Linked DNA regions of Homo sapiens: region 1 is linked to region 2. The links are chromatin contacts, found by Hi-C or POLR2A ChIA-PET in ENCODE. All regions are on one chromosome and are shown on one strand. Each heading gives the region's core, a stretch centred on a gene start or an enhancer-like site at or near the end of the contact. The rest is flanking DNA. Distances are from core to core; before and after follow the strand shown. Region 1 overlaps RAD51B (RAD51 paralog B). Region 2 overlaps RAD51B (RAD51 paralog B).

Region 1 (3,760 bases), core at 557-3,056, 100 kb before region 2:
TGATATAATCTGATATTTTTTCTTCACTCTTTCTTCTGTCTTCTCTCTCTCTCTGTTTTCAAATGCTGGTTGTGATTCATCAATTTCACTTCATGACCCACCAATGGGTTGCGACAGTTTTCAAAGTCTTGAATCAAGGTTAATGTTTTCATTTTCCAGCTGACAAAAGCAAGGCCCAGAGATTTTCTCAAGATCATACCAAAGCTGAAGGTAAAATCCAAAGGTTCTTTCTAGTAAATGAGGGGCCTGCATTTTCTGGGGACCTGCATTTTTTGTTTTCCCAAAGTCTTTGGGAGCACACAGCAAGAAGGCAGAGTGTGCCAAGAGGTTTGTTTTCAAGGGCATTGCTGGTAAAAGCAGAGGTGTTCCACTGCTTCTGGGAAACCTCAGAGAGGGATGTGTAGCTTGGGGGAGTGGGATAGAGAAAACAACTTAGAAAGCAACCAGGTGAGGTTCTGAGGTCTCCTAACCAAGCATTTTATTTACTGGTTGTTGTTCTTGAATTATAAGACATTTTCCTGAATTTTTCTCTTTCCTGGACACAGCTCCAGGTCAGCCTCCTTTAGTGATCCACTTTCTCCCCTGTTTTCCAACTTTTTCGAAAAGTCATTCCTTGCAGTTTTTTAAACTCTACCAATTCATTGTATTTCCAGGCTCTACTTTCTCTAAATAACTTTCTCTTCCCTCTTAAAATCATGATCTTAGCAATGAACATCAGAGAGGCAACTCAGTGACTCTTCTTCTCACAAATGTTATCCCAAAAGTTATCCAGATTTGACCGGGCTTAGAAATGCTATTTAACAAAATGCCTAGTGATCAGGGTGCGTGTATCACATCAAGCCTCTTCACACACGTCATCTGAGCAGAACAAACTTTTTTCCTCCTGAAATTGTCTTGTAATCTTCCATAGAATTTCTTGAAATCTTCAACGAAATTTGCTACTTACTATACTTCTAATCTTTTAAGAAGGCCTCTAAAAATGAAGAGCTGAATGCCACCCTGTGTACTGGGTAAATAAAAGTCCAGCTTTCTGATTGCTTATTAGTTATACACCCGTAGAGAGTATGTAACAAAGAGGCCTGCTGTTTGCTTTGCTTAATCTGGTGTTAAAATCTCTGCTCCTTTGTCAGAAAACACTATTTGCAATTGTAAAAAAAAATATTTACCAAGGAACTTGGATAGCATAAGTCAAAGGCTAAGAGCCAAAGGTCGTAGTTCTCACCCCAAATTTCGTGGACCTGAGAGTCCCCGCTGTGGAGCTCAGCTGCACCAAACAAACATGCCGCTTTGTGAGTCCATTAAGAAGCAGACATTTTAGAAGGGGAAGGAAAGGGAAGGCTGCAGCCTGTTCCTTAGTTAGAAGCATGAACTCTCCAGCCTGCCCTGCATATTCCCTGCTAGGTCTTTGCACTGCATTGTGTCTCCATGGGGAAATTACAGGGACTGCCCTGTTTCATAAACCTGGGAAAAATATTTAACTTATAAATCCTTCAGGGCAGGACTTCTCCCATGGACAGCAGTGACAATATGCTCCTCTAGGGTCAGGCCAGATATTCACCTAAGCATCTCTGTGGTTGGGGTCTCCTGCCCCACAGCAGAGGACAGATGTATATCCTGAGCACTTCTGTGCAGATCCTTCCTCATCCACAAAGCAGTTTTGTACATCTGACATTGTGGGCTGACTCTTCTAACAGTGCTGGAATTTACCCCTTCATGTTAATTGCTTTCTGGAAAGACCTGTAATCGGGTGCCTTTCCTAACCACTGGCGTATCTAGCATCTGAGAATGAATCACCATTGTAGATCAGTGAGTTCCAGGATGTGGCCTCAGGGTGCTATACCCTAAGCAAGAACTCAGCTCCTTCTAAGTCCTGGGCTCACGTCACAAGGTGCAGGTCCTAAAGGTCTGGTCCCCAGCAGGAAGACCATGTCAGGACAGGACAGGAAAAGGAAACAAGATAACCAGAAGGAGTCAGGGAAGTAGGGCTCATGGAGCCATGACATTGTGCCCCAGAGGCTGCCAACCCAGATGGTTCTTTAGCTTGTTAAGCAAGAAGGCTCTGGGGCAGCACTGGCTCCTCACCTCCACACTGGTGTCAGAATCATTGCCCACTTCATGCCATAGGATCTGCAAAGAGGAATGGGGTGGTAGCAATTCCGAGCTTTCTTGGTTTGATCCTCATGTTTTGATTGTCTCATTCTGTTAGGAAATTCTGTAGGTCTCCTTCGGCCCTACCTCAATCTTCTCTGTCAAATTCTTGCCACAACTGCCGCTCTCTTGCTCTCACTAGGGTAAATATCACTGGCCAATGCATCTTGGTTTTTGATTCTGTCTGGAGCTAGCTTCTATCAGAACCATAGCACTAATTACCACTAGCAATGGGCAGCACTGAGCATAAGCTTAAAGAAATGGCTTAATCCAAGGATCTTACCTTGAAGAACCAGGCCTTCCTCCTTGATGGTGTAGACAAATGAGGTGAAGGGAGCCAGAGGGGACTTGGCAATAAGAATCTGCACATAAAGCACATTTTTCTAGGGTTAGTCAAAGGATCAGGGATGGGCCTCTATTCACTCCCCTTCCCACTTTGAGACAAAGTGGTAACATAGGACTGTAAGTCACAAGGCTTATTTAAAAAAAAAAAAACCATTTTATAACCCAATGTTTAAATGAGTGTTATCCTTTCAAAGTGGTCACCTTAAAAGGCTGTATGCTTATTCCAACTATTCTGTCATCAAATGCCATATTCTTGAATCAATTCTTCTAGAAATAAGTCTCATTATTTTATAACACATGCTTAAATAGCTACCTTTCTGCCCAAAAATAAACCTAGCTTGATTCTCTAATTTTATTTATAAACTTAGCTGTTTTACTAAAAAAATTCAAAGCTACCTTTAAAAGATTTACTATCACTGCAAATATTCAAAATAACTTGCGAAAGGCAAAGCAATTGAAGGTTTCTTTGTTGGCCCTGGTCCTTCACCAAACCCTCTACTACGTGACTACATTTTCTATTACTTAAGGTGTAGAGCATTTCCCATGGCCCTTGATTGTGGGTTTGGGCATATGACTTGCCAGGTGGCATGACATAGGTTGTGCCAGTTCCCAGCCGAGGCCTCAAAAAGCCTCAAGTATTTCTAGTTGTTCTCTTAACGTTTGTGCCATTGTCAGAGAAAAATATGTCCATGCTAGTCTGCTATCTCAGAAGAAGGGCAATAGATACCTGAAACAGAGTTGGCCAGGAAGGCTCAGGCTAAAGAGTTGACCCCTAGAGACCCACAGATACACAAGTTAAATATCACTGTGTGCCTCTGAGATTTTGGTAGTGGAGTCATGAAGCATTAGTGCGTGCAGCAAGAGTTAACTGATATACCAGCCAAAATATCAAAAAATGTTTTCAGCAATGGCATTTTCCTAAGACAACACTTATTTTAAAGGAGATGGTTATTTGATCATTTAAAAAAATCAGTATCATTAAGCCATTATCACATCTCATATGGTTCTACAGAACCTCTAATAATTAGTAGATTATTTTATTATAGTATTTCTACTGAAGAAGATTAATTATCAGTTTCCTGTTTTACACATTAAAACATTATCAGAAACAAAGACAGTTTGAACACTGAACCGTGTAGGTAATCAGGGAGGCAAGAGAGAAGGAAGAAACAATTTCAAATGATCAAAAGGCTTATATATAATATCTTGGCCTATCTTAATTCAACAAATATTTGCTGTCAACTATGAGAAGTGGTGGGAAAATGTG
Region 2 (3,259 bases), core at 419-2,918:
CCTGGATTAGTGTTATGTTTGCTGACTTGTCTCCTGGCTTTCATGTGGCCCCCTTACAGTCTATACTCCTACAGAGCAGGCCAAGTAATCTTCCTAAACTGTCAGTCAAGTCATGTCCATCCCTGGCTGAAAACTTTGCATTATGCTTAGGATAAAATCCAAGTTCTTTACCTAGTTTTACATACCCTAGCCCTCTCCAGTCAACTTACAGGCCTTACTAGGTTGTTGTGAATATAAAACTACGTACACAAAGGAACTTTAAAATTATTAGGTGCCATAAATAGATGTTATTGTTGTTGCTATCATTATTATTGGATCAGTTGCCCTTTGGTAAAGAGTTTTAAACATGTCTTCTAAATGTAAACTGTAATTTCTGCCAATGGCTATATGTGATTACAGACAGATCTTGTAACAGGCAAATCCCTTCCTTCTTGTTAACCCATTTATGCCAGAGGTTGCAAAATTTTTATGTGAAAAATCAGACCTTGGTGATGAGCTTAAGCATGAGGATATAAATAACTCCCACAAGCTTAGTGTTCCACTAATGGAACACTAGGCATAAATGGGTTAATAGGTTCAGTCATTATCCTCCTGCTATATATTTAACTTTGTCTTTTTTCCCTTCTGGATTTGAGATGTCCCTTGCAGGAAACAGCAGCTGTGCCACTAACCCTGGACATTGTCCAAGGCCATTTCCATATCCTGTGAGAGAATCATCCCCTCGAAGTTTGTTTTTGCAGCACAAAATAGAAGAAAGATCAAGAAAAAAATATATAGACAGATATAGATATATAGTATGTAGCACTTTTTGTCCAGAAATGACTTCTGTGTGATCAGAGAAATGACTAGGCCATGGTCTCCAACTCAGCAACCTGTACTGAGCTAGTCATTATGATTAGTCCATTCATTACTTAAACACAAGAGGCTCTGGAATGAAACCTAGCAGCCAGGCATAACATATGAAGTATCGATAGGGAAAGTGAAAGATATGGCACCTATTTGAAAGAACAGGAGGAGTTTGTGAAAGAGAAATGTCACTGACTGAGTTGCCCCAAAATTCCAAAGCCAAGCAGCAAACACGTTTTCCCTTGAGAAAGGCAGAACCCCAGTTTCACTTTTTACCCAGGAAGAAACCATGGTATGAGACCAGGAAAGAACCTTAGAGGACACAGCAATGCTTTGTGGATCACCAATACTACTTCCTGAGTGCTCTCATTTTCTCACGGAAGGTTTCCATAATTCAACTCAGTGGACGCAATCTGTGCAAGAGCCGGTGTGCTGAAGGGCAATATGCCCAAGCTGATACAGCACCAACAAGATCCTGATGGTGGTTTCCTAAATGGGTTTCTAAATTTTACAATAGCCAAACCCACTGGCACTAGGCTATTTTTGCCGTAAGTAACTTTTATTTTTAAATGAAACATCAAATACATAAACAACCTTGAGACTCAAGCAATGAGCCCAGTGGGTAATGTCAATATGGAACCATGTCACATCTCCCAAGAGGGATGTATCACCAGGCCTCTTCAGGGCAAGCTTCAGGGAAAAGAGCTGGGTACTCTACAGCCAAGAGACTCAGGAAGGCTGTTAGTTTTTTTGTGGTTGCTATCTCACTGTACACAGATGGGGGAAAACCCTAAAAAATAAAAACAACGACCATAACCAGATTCCGGCAGCTACCCTGAAAATGAGCCACAAAATGTCAACTTGATTTTGTAGTCATGCTTCAGGTGTTTGTAGTCTACTTCATTTAGCCTTATACTTCATTTTCCCTCCCAATTATTAGACTGCAAATCTCCTTTATAATTTCACTGCTCTATTTCATTCTACATGCAGCAGCAGAGTGTTTACTACTTTGGGAAGTAGGTATGGCTGTCTTGTGTTAGGACTTTAGACAATTTCTCTCATTCCCCACTTTAAGAGTGAAGTAAAGATACTAAAGCAGCAGCCTCGGTAGCAGGGATGCAGCACTTGTACCACCACTGCCCCATCATAGAGCATATGGGAGCGGCTGCTGAGCAACTCCATTACAGCAGTCCAAGCGGCCACTATAGACCTTCTGGAGTTGAATGGAAGATGAAATCAATTTGCCCTCTCTAGCTAGAAGCACCCAGGCATTATAGGAAAACCTGTGCAGAAAGAATGAAACATATTTACTTTATAGGAAGAAAAACATAGTCAATAACTAAACTAAAACAAATACAAGAGAATTCAAATATTCTGCCTTTACTCTGGCAGGTGAACATTAGCTTGAAGACTTAGCTATGACCGGTGGGAGAATGGAGGATGAAGGGGACTTGGGCCTTAGCATGCACTGGCTGTGGGATTCTGAGGAATTAACTTGTTCGAGGCTGTGTGCTCATTTGTGAAAATGTAGGTAAAACACCTGCCTCACAGGGTTTCTGTTAATATAAAAATTAAAGGAGAAAAATGAAAATATGTACATGACTAAAGTTAATTCCTTTCCCAATTAGGTTTCTGGTGCTTTAGTTCTTAGAAGCACCTCTACCTAGCTTTAGCAATATTTCCCTAGTAATAAAACATCACCTGTAAACTGATTCAGCAATACATAAACAGCAGAATTCTGCTAATTCTTTTTGGCAACCAGACAGGCCAAAAAGATAGCTATTAAGATAAGAATCAATTCTAAAATGTTCCCTATGGGCTCTCTTTTCTATGTGATTGTCAGAGGTCTCAGGATGTCCACAGCCATAAAAATAGTTGTCAAAACATTTTTTTCAGAAGCTTTCTCTTGTTTCCCTTTTTCTACCACAGCTGTGACACCAGCACTTTGTGTCCATCACTAATAATCCCACTTCCTCAGGACCCAACAGAACTGCTTCTTGATCCTTCTCCTTTAAAAGACGAATAACAGTGTTAGCCTACCTCTTTTATCTGGGCCGATTAATCACCAGGCCAGCTTTTCTGGGTAACTATTTCAAGTGTTGTATCCTCCGCCTGGAATACTCTTCTTTATTTTCCTGTGCTGTCGACTCATCTCTCGTTATCTCCTCTAGTCTCCTCTGGATTTTCCCCACTCCTAAGAAGTAATGGCTCCCTTCCCACATGTTCCTTCAATCCTCATGAACCTGCCTTTCAAATGTCTGTCAGCCTTGCTCTACTTTATACTTTTTTATATCCTCAAGTCTGATATATAGTAGGCATTGAATAAATACTGAGTGAACAAATTAATTAATATAAATGAATTTTAAAATTCTCAGCTTTTCCAATGGTCCCTTACAACTCACACATAAATACG

Evidence for each region. A loop is a pair of places that touch in the nucleus more often than their neighbours do. ChIA-PET counts read pairs that join two places held with the same protein, here RNA polymerase II (POLR2A). Pooled maps may share reads with other maps.
Region 1: a map with no recorded cell type shows a loop between it and region 2 (8-fold over the local background). The contact joins two enhancer-like sites. A Hi-C loop is called at or near these places in 1 of 37 single-sample maps with no recorded cell type and 5 of 50 pooled maps. POLR2A ChIA-PET finds 5 or more read pairs at or near these places in 3 of 52 experiments (GM12878, WTC11 and activated B cell).

What each region holds. Positions count from the first base shown.
Region 1 is chr14:68,466,922-68,470,681 of GRCh38, reverse strand. It overlaps RAD51B (RAD51 paralog B), which reads right to left. Exons shown (of 11, transcript NM_133510.4): 10 at 2,432-2,510. Among named protein-coding and RNA genes, the nearest start is that of RAD51B-AS1, 220 kb to the left of the region's middle. Within about 2 kb of position 1,806, at least 5 of the 41 ENCODE cell types and tissues checked have a DNase peak (open chromatin) inside an H3K27ac peak, as active enhancers do.
Region 2 is chr14:68,367,365-68,370,623 of GRCh38, reverse strand. The region is part of intron 8 of RAD51B (RAD51 paralog B); the gene reads right to left. Among named protein-coding and RNA genes, the nearest start is that of RAD51B-AS1, 320 kb to the left of the region's middle. RefSeq lists an enhancer at 1,318-1,417. Within about 2 kb of position 1,668, at least 6 of the 41 ENCODE cell types and tissues checked have a DNase peak (open chromatin) inside an H3K27ac peak, as active enhancers do.